2 separate regions of the Homo sapiens genome follow, and region 1 is linked to region 2. A link is a loop called in an ENCODE intact Hi-C map of the cell type or tissue named here. Cell type or tissue: prostate gland. All regions are shown on one strand. Links, peaks and the distances in the headings refer to the core of each region. The heading gives the core; the rest is flanking DNA. Region 1 overlaps ZFP64 (ZFP64 zinc finger protein). Region 2 overlaps ATP9A (ATPase phospholipid transporting 9A (putative)).

What was found. Hi-C counts contacts between places; a loop is a spot of excess contacts. Peaks named below come from ENCODE experiments on the same cell type or tissue, not always from the same donor. Only the 100,000 strongest peaks of a DNase experiment are listed, where the experiment ranks them.
Region 1: it touches region 2 in a loop (3-fold over the local background); 14 of 110 quality-filtered maps call a loop at or near these places.

The regions. Positions count from the first base shown.
Region 1 is chr20:52,145,806-52,154,955 of GRCh38, reverse strand. It overlaps ZFP64 (ZFP64 zinc finger protein), which reads left to right. Exons shown (of 6, transcript NM_018197.3): 6 at 1,528-3,678. The coding sequence ends at 2,810. Among named protein-coding and RNA genes, the nearest start is that of ZFP64, 41 kb to the left of the region's middle. In prostate gland, for the core only: a CTCF peak has its summit at 4,115 (motif pointing right); a DNase peak (open chromatin) is centred at 4,117.
Region 2 is chr20:51,635,227-51,644,376 of GRCh38, reverse strand. ATP9A (ATPase phospholipid transporting 9A (putative)) reads left to right here. Exons shown (of 28, transcript NM_006045.3): 15 at 4,873-5,034. Among named protein-coding and RNA genes, the nearest start is that of NFATC2, 97 kb to the right of the region's middle. RefSeq lists an enhancer at 4,813-5,107. In prostate gland, for the core only: a CTCF peak has its summit at 4,945; a DNase peak (open chromatin) is centred at 4,956.

The DNA of each region.
Region 1 (9,150 bases), core at 794-8,793, 510 kb before region 2:
AGGTTAAGAACAACATTCTCAGGCAGCAAACGGCCCTTTTTCTGAAAAGGGCCAGATAGTAAATATTTTAGGTTTTGTGGGCCATGCAGTATCTATCACAAATACTCACCCCTACCATTATGGCAGGCAAGTAACCATATGTAAACAAATATGCATGGTTGTGTTTCAGTAAAACTTTATTTATAGAAACAGGCTGTGGGCAGGATCTAGCCCATAGGCTGTAGCTTACTCTTCCTTGTTCTAGAGTTTAGTATGCATGATCTTGGTGGTATTCAGTCATACAAAGCATTTTTTTCAAGTTTAGGTTTAGGCCTCTCAGTGTTCTAGAAGCTTGTTCAATTGCCTCCTGCCATCTTTGTTTGCATTCATTAAGCAGCTCATGGTGAAGTAGCAGATCCTATGTCAAAAAGCTGGAACACCATCCCAGTCTTGTGGGTTTATGACCTAAGAAAGCAAACATCAGTTATATGCACAGATAATTACCTAGCATCTAAAGATACCAGTTGTGGAGTCAGCCTGGATTGGAATCCAAGCCCTTCTTTGTACTACGGGGCGACCAAGAACAAGTTATGTAGTCTGTCTGGGTCTCAGCCTTCTCCTCTGTGTAACTGTGTTAAAAAACAATATTAATAATAGCACCCACCACAGGGCAATCTTCCCAGCATCAAGCGAGACCATGCTTGTGGAGTGCTCAGCATAGCGCCTGCCATCCCGGAAGCCATCGAAGAATATTAGCTGCTATTTTGCTTACTTAAACAATGTTGAGATGAGGGGTCGCCAATTTGCTTGAATTGTCATTGCCTCAGATAATTTGGACTTGGCATTCATTGAGGAAGTAAATTTGGAATATGGTATCCAATCAGATGTTTGCAATTTCACTTGCCTTGCTCATCTTTCAGCGAATATGAATTTTTTTTAAAAAAAATCAAGCAGCTGGATTTTGTAACTTCACAAGTAAAGAACGCAGCTGGCAATATGGGATAAATAAATTTTGTGCAAGAAACACATCTTTATTAATAAAGATCTGCATGAAATATAAGCTGGGTGTTTCAGTCATTGTAAAACCATACTCCAATGAGTGCAGCACGGAGCTGACCCATTCGAAAATATATTGTTGAATCTGTTACAACATGTAACTCAATCAAAATCAACGGGTTGTGCAAAAGTCTTCAACTGTGAACCATTAACTAGCAGAGTGGGCAAATTAACTGTATGAAAGATAGTTTGAGTGTTTTAAAGAATATAACAAGTATACTTGTAAATCTTATTTTATCTGGGACAATTAAATTGCTCTTTTCGATCTCCCATTTTTCTTCTGGGTTTGATACCGGTGGTGGTGGTTTGGGTTCCGGGGAAAGATAAAGACGCCCTGCCCCTCTTCCCCCACTGCCAGGGGCTGCTAGAAGCTGCAGTTAGGAGGTCTGCACCCACCCACCTTGTATAAGCGATTTTCTGGTGTGTGCTTCGGGGGGATCCGCTGTGGTTGTTGCCTGCCTGTTCTTATCGAAACTCACCTTGTGTTGACAGGGGACGCCCCCTTCCAGTGCTGGCTCTGTAGCGCCAAGTTCAAAATCAGCTCGGACTTGAAAAGGCACATGCGGGTGCACTCGGGGGAGAAGCCTTTCAAGTGCGAGTTCTGCAATGTCCGCTGCACCATGAAGGGGAACCTCAAGTCGCACATCCGTATCAAGCACAGCGGGAATAACTTCAAGTGTCCTCATTGCGACTTCCTGGGTGACAGCAAAGCCACCCTCCGGAAGCACAGCCGCGTGCACCAGTCGGAGCATCCTGAGAAGTGCTCGGAATGCAGCTACTCCTGCTCCAGCAAGGCCGCCCTGCGCATCCACGAGCGTATCCACTGCACCGACCGCCCTTTCAAGTGCAACTACTGCAGCTTCGACACCAAACAGCCCAGCAACCTGAGCAAGCACATGAAGAAGTTCCATGGGGACATGGTTAAGACTGAGGCTCTAGAGAGGAAGGACACCGGCAGGCAGAGCAGCCGGCAGGTGGCCAAGCTGGATGCCAAGAAGAGTTTCCACTGCGATATATGCGATGCCTCCTTCATGCGGGAGGACTCGCTCCGCAGCCACAAGAGACAGCACAGTGAGTACAGTGAGAGTAAGAACTCGGACGTGACCGTTCTCCAGTTTCAGATCGACCCCAGCAAGCAGCCCGCCACGCCCCTCACTGTGGGACACCTCCAGGTGCCCCTCCAGCCCAGCCAAGTGCCCCAGTTCAGCGAGGGAAGAGTCAAAATCATCGTTGGGCATCAGGTGCCCCAGGCGAACACCATCGTCCAGGCTGCCGCCGCTGCAGTGAACATCGTCCCGCCTGCCTTGGTGGCCCAGAACCCAGAGGAACTCCCAGGGAACAGCCGGCTGCAGATCCTGCGCCAGGTCAGTCTGATCGCCCCCCCTCAGTCCTCGCGGTGTCCGAGCGAGGCGGGCGCAATGACCCAGCCGGCTGTCCTGCTGACCACCCACGAGCAGACGGACGGAGCCACTCTGCACCAGACTCTCATCCCCACGGCCTCAGGTGGCCCCCAGGAAGGCTCTGGCAATCAAACTTTCATTACCAGTTCGGGTATTACTTGCACTGACTTTGAAGGCCTAAACGCCTTGATTCAGGAGGGGACAGCAGAAGTGACAGTGGTGAGCGATGGAGGCCAGAACATCGCAGTGGCCACCACAGCGCCACCGGTCTTCTCCTCCTCTTCCCAGCAAGAACTACCCAAGCAGACCTACTCCATCATTCAAGGGGCAGCCCATCCAGCTTTGCTCTGTCCCGCCGACTCCATTCCAGATTAGTGCTTAAAAAAACAAAAGGAGTGGGGGAAAGGAATTGAGAAAAAGAAATCTTAAGTAGAATTCTCTAAAAGGTTTGCTCTTAATGTTTTCTTTGTTTTGTTTTGTTTTTGAGACGGAGTCTCGCTCTGTTTCCCAGGCTGGAGTGCAGTGGCGCTATCTTGGCTCACTGCAACGTCCGCCTCCCAGGTTCAAGCGATTCTCATGCCTCAGCCCTCCGAGTAGCTGGGACCACAGGTGTACGACATCATGACTGGCTAATTTTTGTATATTTAGTAGAGACGGGGTTTCATCATGTTGAACTCCTGACCTCAAGTGATCTGCCCACCTCAGCCTCCCAAAGTGCTGGGATTACAGGTGTGAGCCACCATGCCTGGCCGTGGTTTGCTCTTAATGTTTTTAAGGATGGTTGTGAATCCCCCTGGCCCCATAATAAATTGTAATTTTATACTGCTTACTATAATTTTTTTAACACTGTAACAACTTTGAGACCACCTCTGAATCGTCGCATTATAACTGTTGTAGAATCTTAAATGTTACCAAGATGATTCCAATGAGGGGTTGGAATTAAATGCATTAAGTAGTGAATTCATGTGTTTGTTTCCAACTTGATTTTCCAACTCTAATAAAGGTTTCTGTCCATCTTATTACATTTGTGTAGTAAATGGTACTTCCCAGCCTCTCTTTTGCCCCATTCTGGAATACTCCCCAGAGTTTGGGGGTGTTCATGTTTTATACATGTAAGTCTGTTGGCATGAAGGACCATTTTCTACATAATATGACATGGATACTTGACCCAAAAAAAAATGTTTAGTGCTAATGAGCAGAAAATGAATGGTTCCATAATAAATTGATATCTGATTAAAATATACTGAATGTTAATGATTCTTTAGAGCCAAGGTGGGATTTGGGAATGATGGGGCGTGAGTCATTAATCAAAAACAAACTGAAGCAGCAAAGGTTTTTAGTCCTTTCATAAACGTCACACAATCATCTTACCTCCTCCACAGTCACATTAAATAGATGTGGTACCTAAAGTGATAAAGTGATCCATCCCACTGTTGTTTTCATTTTGAAACTTCAGACTGACAATCCTGGCATTTCTGTTTAGACACAAAAATGATCAAAGTTCCTACTAACAAGACAGAATTTTCTAGAATACCATTTTTGAGATGTTAATATCTGTGCAGAATCCAGATGAGTGGACTGAGAGAGTACCTAGATTTTTTCCAAAGCATAGGTTGTATTGAGAAGAGGAAAATTCAGATTGTGTTGTTTTACATTGAAATGCTGTTTGATCAGTAGGTGGTGCCAGAGAGCAAGCTAGAATCATCCATATTTGTACCTTAAGCCATTCTGTAAGGTTGTAATAGCACTCATTTCTGCTGTCAGCAAGGATTGGTGAGGAGGGGAGGTTACTCTTGGGACAGAAGCATATTTAGAATATTATGAGAATACTTAGATACATTTCTACCACTTTTATTCTTCTTTCTTTGATCTGTAATAGTTGGACACAATTTTGATGACTTGCTATATTTGCCATAATTTCTTTATTTTCCTATCATCAATGATAATAGTGAGTTATTAACTATGTTTTTGGTAAGAAACAGAAAAGGCTTGCAGTGTACAATGTTAGTGATTTAAATAATTTTGTCACTTTAAACTTATTGCTTACAGCCCTTTAGAAAAACTGTTCTGCTTTTGAATTTCAGCTGGGAAACTTCCATTGTCATGGTCCTATTTCCTATGTCTTTCTCTTTTCCCACTTTTTTCAACCATAAAGGATTTTTTCCTGATTATAATGTGTATTCAAGATAGAAAATATGAAAAACAGAATATTACTAGGAAAAAAATAGAAGTTACTAATAATCTTACTGTCCAGATATAAACTATACAGATTGTAACCATTTTGATGGACTTCCTATCAGTCTTTTTTTTTTTTTTGAGGTGGAGTCTCACTCTGTTGCCCAGGCTGGAGTGCAGTGGCGCAATCTCAGCTCACTACAAGCTCCGCCTCCCGGGTTCACACCATTCTCCTGCCTCAGCCTCCTGAGTAGCTGGGACTCTAGGCACCCGCAACCAAGTCCGGCTAATTTTTTGTATTTTTAGTAGAGACAGGGTTTCACCGTAGCCAGGATGGTCTCGATCTCCTGACCTTGTGATCCACCCACCTCGGTCTCCCAAAGTGCTGGGATTACAGGTGTGAGCCACCGTACCTGGCCCCTATCAATCTTTTTTTATGCTTACGTATATATGTTTTCTACTCCAGTTATGAAGTTGTAGTTTAATTAAGCATAATATTTTTTATATTCTATATTTCCTTTTGTATCCTTAGATCTCTACCTACCAGCTGCCTTCCATATATAATACATACACATACATACATACATACACATGCATGCATAGAGATGTACACACATGCATATTTGATTTGTTGGTTGTTTTGTCTTTTTACAAACAAAACAGTAAAACTTACTCTTTGGAATAAATTATACACAGAATTGTACAAACACCAAGCCAACAACTTCCAGCCCCTCCGTATTCTCACCCCACCCAAGGTAAGTAATGTTAGGTGCTCTGTGTTCTTACCAATATACGTAGACTCAAAAGATAACATAGAAAAGGTTTTTCCTAGTTCTATAGTAATTGTATCATACTCTGTACATTTCTCTGCAACTTGCTTTGATTATTCCATTTATTGACAGTCCTGTGGGTCAACAAAACTAGACCTAGTTTTTTTAAATAAGTGTTAGAGACATGCCAGGCTTTAGTCCGTCATCTTGCTATTATGATTCTTCAGGTTGTTTGGGGAATATTTTTGCCATTACGACTGCCCCAGTAAACTCTCATATTCAGCTTTTTTTTTTTTTTTTTCTGTAAGTAGATTCAAAAGTGTAAGTTTCACGGAGTTTCCATAGTTTGTACTTGCATAAATACGGATTAATTTTCACAATGATAGTCTCATCCCTGATGTGAGCTCAACTACCTTTGGAAGTTTTATCACTCTGCTGCGTGAAAATGGTTATCTGGCCTTTGTGCACTCCCCTAGCTGGTGCTGTGGTCTGCGTTTTCTGAGACGTCTCTGCATAGGGCTGGTTGACCATGTGTGCTTCTCTCTTCTATGAACTTAGAACTCTTACTCCCTCCTTTTGGTTGTTGGGAAGTTGGGGACATTAACCCGACATCAGTCACACATTGCTGAGTTTCTTCCCCTCCTGTCATTGTCTTTTGACTTTACCTGTGGGGCTGTCACCATATAAAAATGACTGTCTTTTTCTGTAGTTAGATTCTTCTGTCGCTTCATTTGTGGCACGTGTGTTTTCTAAGAACGTCCATCCTTCCCCTGAGATTAAACTGGTTTTCCCTTTAGTGTTTTTACTGCTTGCTTATTTGTTTTTCAATGGCTCCTTGCTGCAGCCAGAATTCTTTTTTTTTTTTTTTTCTTGTTTTGAGACAGAGTCTGGCTGTCGCCCAGCCTGGAGTGCCGTGGCGCGATCTCAGCTCACTACCTGCTCTGCCTCCCAGGCTCAGGTGATTCTCCTGCCTCAGCCTCCCACGTAGCTGGGATCACAGGCGTGTGCCACCACACCTGGCTAATTTTTGTATTTTTAGTAGAGACGAGATTTCGCCATGTTGGCCATGCTCGTCTTAAACTCCTGGCCTCCAGTGATCTGCCCACCTCGGCCTTTCAGAGTGCTGGGATTACAGCTCATGCCAAGAACTCATATTTATATGTTATGATGAACAGGTTTGACTGTCCACTTATGCCAGGACCATTTGTTAAATATTATTTTCCTGAAAACTGAAATCCTAATTTAAGCCATCGTGTAGATAAAGTTCACAAATATACTTCCAGAACTTCTTTATTCTGGAAGATTATAGATCTGAGATTCCCAAAGAAGATCTGGCTGGCCAACATGACATATTTGATTATACTAGCATTAAGGTAAGCTTAATCTTTTAGACTTACAAAGCTTCCCCCAGCTATTATTTTCCAAAATGTTCTTAGCAATTCTTAGATATTTATTCTTCCAAAGGAACTGTTATTTTATCCAGTACCTAAACCACCCCCACCAAAAAAGAAAACCTTTTGGAGATTTTTATTGAAATTGCATCAGTATTTTATATGAACTTATCAAAAGCACAACTATGAAAATATTAAGTCTTCCACCCAATTTTGGCTCACTGCAGCCTCCACCTCCTGGGTTCAAGAGATTCTCCCACTTCAGCCTCTTGAGTAGCTGGGATTACAGGCGCCTGCCACCATGCCTGGCTAATTTTTTTGTGTGTATCTTTAGTAGAGATGGGGTTTCGCCATGTGGACCAGGCTGGTCTTGCACTCCTGGCCTCAAGTGATCCGCCTGCCTCGGCCTCCCAAAGTGCTGGGATTACAGGTGTGAGCCACGGTGCCCGGTCCTGTGTTTTCTTATTATTCCATAATTTTATCATAATTGTGAATAGGAATTTTTGCATTTGTTGCAAACATCAAGAAAAGCCAAAATAGGGTATATTTGTCTATATTAAAGAAAAATTCTCAGTAATGAATGGTATTTATTAGAAATTCTTGGTCTCTGATAAATATGATTTATAATTATCTGATATAGTCTTTTATTTTCAGATTGTTTCATCTCTTCCTTTAGAATATTTTTACTACTTATTTTGTTTTCTTGTCCTGTTGCTTTAGCCAGAACCTCCAAACAATGCTGATACAGCTGGCATCCTTGCTGTGTCCCTAATTCTAACTTCAGAATTTTCCAATGTAATATACACCACTCCTTTGGATAATGGTTTTTATGGTACTTAGGTCATTTTCTTCCACTCCAGTTTTCACTTAGAGTGAAATTGCTTGAACCCAGGAGGTGGAGGCTGCAGTGAGCCAAAATTGCGCCACTGCACTCCAGCCTGGGTGACAGAGTGCAACTCCATCTCAAAAAAAAAGAAACACAGACCTTATATAATGAAAATAGACTACATAATTTGACTGAATAATGTTTACAATGGAGTTAAATAAGGGTTTTTGAGTGGAAGACTTAATATTTTCATAGTCATTCTTTTGATAAGTTCATATAAAATACTGATGCAGTTTTACTTATCAGGGTAGCTTGCTGAATTTTATCAAATATCTTCTTAAAATTGTTAGCCGTAAGTATTTGGGTTTTGCACTTAAATATGTTGACACAGTGAATTTGTGTAGCATATAGCCTGGTATGTTAAGTCACCTTGCATTCCTGGAAGAAATCCTCTTGGTCATGTTGAATTATTCTTCCAAAACACTGCTGGATTTCGTTTTCTAATATCTTATCTGGAAGTTTTGCAACTCTAGTTCATGTGCTACATAAGAGCATTTTGGTCAACAACAGACTGCATGTTACAATGGTGATCTCATAAGAATAATGGAGCTGAAACATTTCTTTTTTTTATTATACTTTAAGTTTTAGGGTACATGTGCACAATGTGCAGGTTAGTTACATATGTATACACGTGCCATGCTGGTGTGCTGCGCCCATTAACTCGTCATTTAGCATTAGGTATATCTCCTAATGCTATCCCTCTCCCCTCCCCCCACCCCACAACAGTCCCCAGAGTGTGATGTTCCCCTTCCTGTGTCCATGTGTTCTCATTGTTCAATTCCCACCTATGAGTGAGAACATGCGGTGTTTGGTTTTTTGTCCTTGCGATAGTTTACTGAGAATGATGATTTCCAATTTCATCCATGTCCCTACAAAGGACATGAACTCATCATTTTTTATGGCTGCATAGTATTCCATGGTGTATATGTGCCACATTTTCTTAATCCAGTCTATCATTGTTGGACATTTGGATTGGTTCCAAGTCTTTGCTATTATGAATAGTGCCGCAATAAACATATGTGTGCATGTGTCTTTATAGCAGCATGATTTATAGCCCTTTGGGTATATACCCAGCATGGGATGGCTGGGTCAAATGGTATTTCTAGTTCTAGATCTCTGAGGAGCTGAAACATTTCTATTGCCTACTGATATCTTGATGATCCTGACCCTGCATAGGCTGAGGCTAATGCGCATGTTTGTGTCTTAGTTTGTTTTTTTTTTAAGTTGAAAAAGTAAAAGAAAAAAATAAAATAGAAAAGGCTTATAGAATAAGGATATAAAGAAAGAATATTTTTGTACAGTTGTACAATGCTTGTGTTTTAAGCTGAGTGTTATTACAAAAGATTTTGATAAGTCAAAATATAATTAATACATGTATAAAGTAAAACAGTTACAATAAGCTATACTTAATTTACTACTGAAGAAAGACTTTTTTAATAAATTTAGAGTAGTCTAAGTGTACAGTGTTTATAAGGTCTGCAGTAGTACACAGT
Region 2 (9,150 bases), core at 814-8,813:
GGCATGAACCCAGGAGGTGGAGTTTGCAGTGAGCCGAGATCGCGCCACTGCACTCCAACCTGGGCAAAAGAGTGAGACTCCGTCTCAAAAAAAAAAAAAAAAAAAAAAAGCTAGAAGTAAAAGCTAGAAGTAATTCTCTCCATGTGTATCACTCTATAAACATTTCTACACTGCACCCAAGCTTTTTTACATAGACAGATGGGATAATTTTTTTTCTTGTTTTTATTTATTTATTTATTTTTGAGGCAGAGTCTTGTTCTGTTGCTCAGGCTGAAGTGCAATGGCGCCATCCCAGCTCACTGCAACCTCTGCCTCTGGGGTTCACGCGATTCTCCTGCCTTAGACTCCCGAGTAGCTGGGATTACAGGCACCCGCCATCATGCCTGGCTAGTTTTTGTATTTTTGTAGAGATGGGGTTTCGCTATGTTGACCTGACTGGTCTTGAACTCCTGACCTCAGGTGATCCTCCTGCCTCGGCCTCCCAAAGTGCTGGGATTACAGACATGAGCTACTGCACCTGGCTGGTATGATTTTATATATGCGAATCATTACTGATTTGTTAATTTTAAACTTTGGAAGACAATTGTTAGCAGACAAAACAGGGCTATATTGAAAGTTAGAGTGTCTTAGTCTGTTTGGCCTGCTATAACATGGCCTGCTATAACAAAATACCATCAACTGGGTATCTTGTAAACAACAGAAGTTATTTCTCCTAGTTCTGGAGGCTGGGAAGTCCTGTGTCAGCATACTGGCAGATTTGGTGTCTGGTGAGGGCCTGTTTCCTGGCTGATAAAAGGCCCTCTTTTCACTCTGTCTCTCGCAGCAGAAGGAGCGAGGGACCTCTCTGGGGTTTCTTTCATAAAGGCACACATCCACTCATGAGGAACCCCACCCCCAGGACTTAATCACCTCCCAGAGGCCCCATCTCCAACTGCTATCATATTGGGGATTAGGTTTCAACATATGAATTTTAGGGGACATAAACATAGTCTATAGCATAGCCATTAAATTAAACAAATAACTAAGTGAATGAGTTTTCAAAGACTTAGGCAGGCCAGTAGCCAAAAACTAAAACTAAAAAAACACAAAATAAAAACAGAAAAACCCACTACTTGATTGGTCCTTTCTTTGAAAGGTAGAGGTCAGTATGACAGTTTCTTCCATTGGTCAAAGCTCAAAGCTCGTTAGTGCTGGCTGACTCATTATGACTTGAACTTAAATAAGGGAGAGTCTTGAAAAATAATTTCTTGCTAATGTAAATTTAGTTAATAGAAGCAACAGAAACTGAACTCGATATCTGAGCATAGTAGACTAAGGATGCATAAAGATACATTTTCAGAGCTGGAGCAGAAATGAGAAATAGTCATCTACTCCAAGATCTTTATTTTGCAGAGGCCTGTGGGGGCTGGGGGCTGGGGACAGAGCGGGGACTGGAACCCCAGTTTTGAGCTCCAGCTTGATCTCTTCTTCGGGGTATAGCAGGTCAGCTAAGATGACATCCAGGGGTTCCAGAGAAAGAAAGGACTAGGGGTGGAGAGCTGCATACCTTTGCCTTGTGGCTTCTGCAGAGCTCTCTTGGTAAAAGGAATGGGAACTCAAGAGGAACGCCAGGTTTTTTTTTTTTTTTTTTTTTTTTTTTTTTTTTTTTTTGGAGACAGAGTCTCACTCAGTCACCCAGGCTAGAGTGCAGTGGCATGGTTTCAGCTTACTGTAGCCTCTGCCTCCCAGGCTGAATCAATCTTCCCATCTCAGCCTCTCCAGTAGCTGGGACTACAGGTGCTCCCCTAGAGCCTCCGCAGCAATGCAGCAATGGTGATCAAGCGACCTTGATCCTGTCTCAGTGAGACCCTCATCCCATGTCCACCCCTGATCTATAGAACTGTAAGAAAATCTATTTGTTTCATTTTAAAACAGATGCTGGCCGGTGCGGTGGCCCATGGCTGTAATCCCAGCACTTTGGGAGGGAGGTTGAAGCAGGTGGATCACTTGAGATCAGGAGTTTGAGACCAATTTGGCCAACATGGTGAAATCCCATCTCTATTAAAATTACAAAAATTAGGCAGATGTGATGGCAGGTGCCTGTAATCCCAGCTACTTGGGAGGCTGATGCAGGAGAATTGCTTGAACCCGGGAGGTGGAGGTTGCAATGAGCCGAGATCGCACCACTGCACTCCAGCCTAGGTGACAGAGTGAGACTCCATCACGAAAACAAAACAAAACAAAACAAACAAAAAAAAACAGATGCACAGTAATTTGGTACAGCAACAACAGGAAAGGAATACAGGAGGGCTTCCAACTTCAATGCCAAACAAGCTGTCACTTTATTCCCATCCAAGTCCAAAGGTACAGTGTCTACAAAAAATCAAGAAAGAAGAAAAGGAAGGCCCTCCCACTTTCCTCTCATAAAGCTTAATCTTTAGGGGGAGTAGGGGAGGCAGGTTTTAGGAGGGTGTTGACAGGGGCTGCAGGTAGGTGATAGGGAGAGGGGTACTTGGGAGGCATCACCTCCACTGGAAGTGTTTTTTATCTTTTTTTTTTTTTTTTTGAGATGGAGTTTCGCTCTTGTTGCCCAAACTGGAGTGCAATGGCGCGACCTCGGCTCACTGCAACCTCTGCCTCCTGGGTTCAAGTGATTCTCCTGCCTCAGCCTCCCTGGTAGCTGGGATTACAGGCGCCTGCCACCACGCCCAGCTTATTTTTTATTTTTTTTATTTTTATTTTTTTAGTAGAGATGGGGTTTCACTATGTTGGCCAGGCTGGTCTCGAACTCCTGACCTCAGGTGATCCACTCACCTCAGCCTCCCAAAGTGCTGAGATTACAGGTGTGAGCCACCGCGCCCGGCTCTATTATTATGTTTTTGAGACAGGGTCTTACTCTGTGTCCAGGTGGGAGTAGTGTGGCACCATTATGGCTCACTGTAGCCTCCACCTCCCAGATCGTGATCCTCCCACCTCAACCTCTTGAGTAACTGAGACGACACACATGCACCACCCCACCCTAATAATAATTTTTTTTTTGAGATACAGTCTCGCTCTGTTGTCCAGGCTGGAGTGGGGTGGTGCGATCTCTACTCACTGCAACTTCTACCTTCCAGGTTTAAGAGATTCGCCTCCCTCAGCCTCCTGAGTAGCTGGGATTACAGGCGCATGCCACCACCTCCGGCTAATTTTTGTATTTTTAGTAGAGACTGGATTTCACCATGTTGACCAGGCTAGTCTCGAACTCCTGACCTCAGGTGATCTGCCTGCCTCAGCCTCCCAAAGTTCTGGGATTACAGACATGAGCCACCACCCTAATAATTAAAAAATTTTTTTTTAGAAATGGGGTCTCCTTGTGTTACCTAGGCTTGTCTCAAACTCCTGGGCTCAAGTGATCCTCCTGCGTCAACCTCCCCAAGTGCTGGGATTAAAAGTGTGAGTCACAGCAGCTGGCCAATTGCTTACATTTAAAAGTTAGGCCGTCTCGGGGAGAAGTCTAAATTTCTGTTTTTTCTTGAGAAACTGGAAGCTCCATCCACCCTGGCCCTAGTCCCTGCAGGGCAGTAACTGCCACCTGTGTGTATAGTGGCAGCAGCCTCCTTTGGCTGGGGCTGGGCTCCTGCTTGCCACAGCCCCCACTCAGCCCTCTTTGCTATTTGTATCAACACTCTGGCCCCTGTCTTGGAGTTTGCAACCCTCATGCCTTTGACCTTAAGCTGAGTATGTCTGGCTGAGGCCATGAGAAGGTTCTGACTTGACACCCGTGCGATGACTCTTGGAAGGGAAGAGTGTGTGCTGTGGAACTTTACACCAGGCGGATCCAGGTGCCAGTCTGGCCTAGCTTTGCCACATGCCAGCGCTGTCACCTTGGGCAACTTCATTAACTGCTCTGAGCCTTGGTTTCCTCTTCTGTGTGGACCCGTGTTCTCCACCTCAGCACTATTGACATTTGGGGCCAGATCAGTCTCTGGTGTGGTATGTCCTGTGTGTTACGGGACGTTTTGTAGCATCCCTGGCCTCTGCCCACTGGATACCAGCATTACCTCCTTCCAGTTGTGACAAGTACAGATTCCCCCAGATGTTGGCGCGGGTCCCCTGGGGGACAGAATCACCCAGTTGAGAACCACTGAAGACACTCCCCCAGTGCAGTGTGTGAGGCTGAAAGGAGAGCCTGAAGGCGAAGGGCTGTGTCAGTCAGCATTCTCTTCCTTCTTTTTTTTATTGTTTAGCTTGTTGCAGATACTTCCAGGAGTGATCCGTAATTGTGCCAATTGCTCCTTTTTTCGGAGTGGGGGTGGTGTGGGGTGGGGACGGGGACAGAGTCTCGCTATGTCACCCAGGCTGGAGTGCAATGGCGTGATCTCAGCTCACTGCATCTCTGCCTCCTGGGTTCAAGCGATTCTCCTGCCTCAGCCTCCTGGGTAGCTGGGATTACAGGTGTCCGCCACCATGCCTGGGTAATTTTTGTATTTTTAGTAAAGACGGGGTTTCACCATATTGGCCAGGCTGGTCTCGAACTCCTGACCTCAGGTGATCCACCCACCTCGGCCTCCCAAAGTGCTGGGATTACAGGCCTGAGCCACTGCACCCAGTCACAATCACTCTTAATTCTGTGCCATCTCTTTCCGCCATGCCTCTGGTGTGCAGCCTGTTTTGAGCCTAGAAAAGATGAATTGTGCCTTATAGAGGGGCAGCTTTCAGTGTGGGAGCCCTCATAGACCCAGAGGAACAGACACTGTCATGGGCCAGCACAGAGCACTTGGCGTCCCTAAGGGCAGTGACTACTGTGATTCCCCTGTCTCTGAGCCCCCTTCTGCCTTTGTGTTCATAGCACAGCCTGTGAACCCAGATTCTCGGCTGGGCATCTGACCTTCGACCCTGTGTTATGTTTAGGTGGCCCTGGTACAGTGGACGGAAAGTGTGGGCTTAACCCTGGTGGGCCGAGACCAGTCTTCCATGCAGCTGAGGACCCCTGGCGACCAGATCCTGAACTTCACCATCCTACAGATCTTCCCTTTCACCTATGAAAGCAAACGTATGGGCATCATCGTGCGGGTGAGTCGTTTTTATTCATGGCTTAAAGTGCTTAAGTACCCCAGGTGTGCTGCGTGTGTCCCTGTGGGTTGACATTCTTTCTAACCCTCTTTACTGTGGTATCTGTCACCCAGACTAACAAGGGAATATAATTCCCTAAGCAGAAAGGAAATTAGTTCATTCATTGGACACACCCCGTAACTCTGATCCGCTTATGGTGTCCCTGGTTCTGGAGTGAAAGTTAAAGAGAACGTCCATTGGGGATTTCTTGGTAATACATCTCTCATTCTCTTTTGTTTAATATTGAACATGTATTTTTTTATTGAGGTGAAATTCACATAATATAATCATTTTAAAGTGAAAACTTCAGTGGCATTTAGTCCATTCACAGTGTTGCTCAGCCACCACTTCCCTCATGTTTCAAAACATTTTCATCAAAATGATGAAAAAAGAAACCTTGTGGCCGGGCACGTTAAAAAATTTTGCCAGTCTGAAGAGTCTGATTGGATTTGATATGTTGTTTTTCTACTGGCTCTTTTAAAAATTTTTAATTTTTAAATTCTTATTAAAAGAATGTATTTATAAGAGTCCTCCCACCTCAGCCTCCCGAGTAGCTAGGACTACAGGCTTGCAAAACCAGGGCTGACTCATTTTTTAATTTTTTATAGATACAGGGTTTCACTGTGCTGCCCAGGCTGGTCTCAAACTCCTGGCCTCAACCGATTCTCCTGCCTGGGACTCCCAAAGTGCTGGAATTACGGGTGTGAGCCACTGTGCCCATCCCTCTGTTTTCTCTTTTTACCCACGGAGATCACACTTTCCGTCGTGGGGAGGCTGGAAAATCTGGTGTTCATATGCCACTTGGTCTGGTTGTTCTGCAGTCTGCATGATTGTCTGATTTTTCCCAGGGAGCTTTGAAAATACCGATTCCTTGGTTCAGTCCCACACCTATGTTGGAGTGGGGTGGTTCCTCACATCATTTAGCTTCGTTGCAGAAAACTCTCCTTCAGATCTTAAGGATCTTTGGAATAAGGCTCTTTCATCTTTTCTGGACTTTTTTTTTTTTTTTTCCTTGACAAATGAGAATCCTCTCCACCCTGATCTACCCAAGTGTTTCATGCCTCATGGAGGAAAGAGATACTTGCACATGCATTTTTATAGCAGCACAATTTGCAATTGCAAAGATATGGAACCAGCCCAAATACTCATCAGTCAACAAGTGGATAAAGGAACTATGAGATATATATATATATATATATATATATATATATATATATATATATATATATATAAAATGATGAAATGCTACTTAGCCATGGAAAGGAATGAATTAATGGCATTCGCTGCAAACTGGATGGGATTGGGGACTATTATCTAAGTGAAATAACTCAGGAATGGAAAGCCAAATGTCGTATGTTCTCACTCATAAGAGGGAGCTAAGCTATGAGGAAGCAAAGGCTTAAGAATAATACAATGGACTTTGGCGAGTCAGGGGGCTGAAAGGGTGGGAGGACGGTGAGGGATAAAAGACTACAAGTTGGGTTCAGTGTATACTGCTCAGGTGATGGGTGCACGAAAATCTCATAAATCACTGTTAAAAAACTTACTCATATAACCAAACACCATGTGTTCCCCAAAAACCTTTGGAAATAAAAAAAAAAAAACAGAGTGCACAAGTAGAAGTAGAAATTGATAACATAGGTTGTTGGGCACATGGCCCTGCCCCCTGCCTGCTGGCGGAGAATTTTCAGCTAAGGCTTGGCTTGTGAACTTCTCCTTCAGCCTTACAGGTTCCTTGAATTCAGACCACCTCTTACAGCATCTCGTTCTTCTTCCGTAGCATTCATCACACTGAAATTCTTGATTTCCTGCGGGTTTGCTTGTCACCACCTGTCTTCTCCCTGTGGGTTAGAACAGGGGCCAGGATCCTTTTGGTCCTCCCGTGTCTCCTGTGCCTAGCTTTCCTGCCTGGCACACGGTAGACTCACAGTCAGTGCCGAAGTGAGCAGGATTCAACAGTGATAGCCAGTTGTCTTTTTTTTTTTTTTTTTTTTTTTAATGTTAGGGAAGTTATCAAATAAGATACTTAAAATAAACAACTCACAGCTTTTTCTCGCCCTCCTATCTTTGCACCACTCTTCTCCTTGATCATTTACCGTGTAGCTTTAGTGCCATGGGCAGCTCTGGGATAGTAGTAGAAATGGTAATAGCCACTAGCAGCAGCAGTAGTAAGAAGAATGACAGGAATGACAAGTAACATTTATTTATTTTTTGAGACACAGTTTCACTCTGTCACTCAGGCTGGAGTACAGCGGTGCCATCTCAGCTCACTGCAACCTCCACCTCCCAAGTTCAAGCAATTCTCTTGCCTCGGCCTCCCGAGTAGCTGGGATTACAGGCGTGCGCCACCATGCCCGGCTAATTTTTTGTATTATTAGTAGAGACGGGGTTTTGCCATGTTGGCGAGGCTTGTCTGGAACTCCTGACATCAAGCAATCCGCCCACCTTGGCCTCCCAAAGTGTTGGGATTACCCCGCCCAGGGGCTTATTGTGTGCCAGAGGCTGTTCTAAGTGATTTGCATGAAGTAACTCATTTAATACATAACCATGTGAGGTAGGTACCATTAGGACTGATGTTTGGCAGGGGAGAAAATTGAAGTGGAAGGAGGCTCAGAAACCGTTCAAGTTCACACAGCTGGAATTGAGGGGAGCTGGGAAACCTGTCCAAGTTCACACAGCTGGAATTAGTGGGGCTGGAACTCACTCCAGGCTGCCTGGCTTCCAGCTCCCAGCTCTCTACGCCAGGACTTGGGGGTTAGGGCTGGGGTGTGACGAGAGGGACATCGAAAAGCTCACAAAAGACCCACAGTAATGTTAGGGTGGGATATTAACTACGTATTGCTTCATAACAGATTGCCCCACATTTAGTGGCTTAAAACAGCAATATGGTAATCCCCACTTATCTGCAGGTTCAGTTACCCATGGTCAACTGCAGTCTAAAAATATGAAATGGAAAATTCCGGAAATAAGCAATTCATAAGTTTTAAGTTGTGTGCCATTGTGAGTAGTGTGACGAATTTCATGCCATCCCACTCCATCCTCCCGGACATGAATCATCTGTCTAGTGTACTCACGCCATCTACCTGCCTGCTTGCTAGTCACTCAGGAACCCTCAGATTGGCTGTTGTGGTATTGCCGTGCTTGCGTTCAAGCAAGTCTTATTTACTTTTATTACAGCATATTATGTGTTCTATTTTGTTATAAGTTATTGTTGTTAATTTCTTACTGTGCCTAATTCATAAATTAAACTTTATCATAGGTATGTATGTGTAGGAAAAAACATAGTGTATATGGGGTCAGTATTATTCATGGTCTTAGACATCCATTGGTGTCTTTCTTACAGGGAAATGCATTCCCTTACTCCAGAAAATGTATTTCCCTGGAGTAAGGAAGTTCCTCCTGTCCTCTCCCCTCCCCTCCCCTCCTCCCTCCCTCCCTCCCTTCCTCCTTCCTTCCTTTTTCCCTCCCTCCCTCCCTCCCTTCCTTCCTTCCTTCCTTCCTCCTCCCCTCCTCTGTTTCCTTCCTTTTCTCTTTTCTTTTCTCTTCTCTTTTTCCTTCCTTCCTTCCTTCCGTCCATCTTGCTCTGTTGCCTAGGGTGGAGTGCGGTGGCATAATCATGGCTCACTGCAGCCTCGACCTCCCAGGCTCAAGCAACCTTCCTGCCTCAGCCTCCCAAGTAGCTGGGACTACAGGTGCACACCACCATGCTCTGCTAATTCTTATCGTTTAGTGAAGATAGGGTCTCACCATATTGCCCAGGCTGATCTCAAACTCCTGGGCTCAAATGATCCTCCCATCTCGACCTCCCAAAGTGCTGGGATTACAGGCATGAGCCACCACACCTAACTGGGGGCTCTGTTTTCTATTTGCTATCTGATGGTTTTTGTGGCCAGGACAATTTCTGTGGCAGGCTTGGCTGGGTCCTCTGGCTCAGGGTCTCTCACAGCCTGGGCTCAAGGGGTCTAAGATTCTATGGTGGTAGGACCCACATACAGACGTCAGTGTTGTTGGCAGAGTTTGGCTCTGGGTGGGTTGTTGGACTGAGGGCCTTAGTTCTTTCCTGGCTGTTGGCCAGAG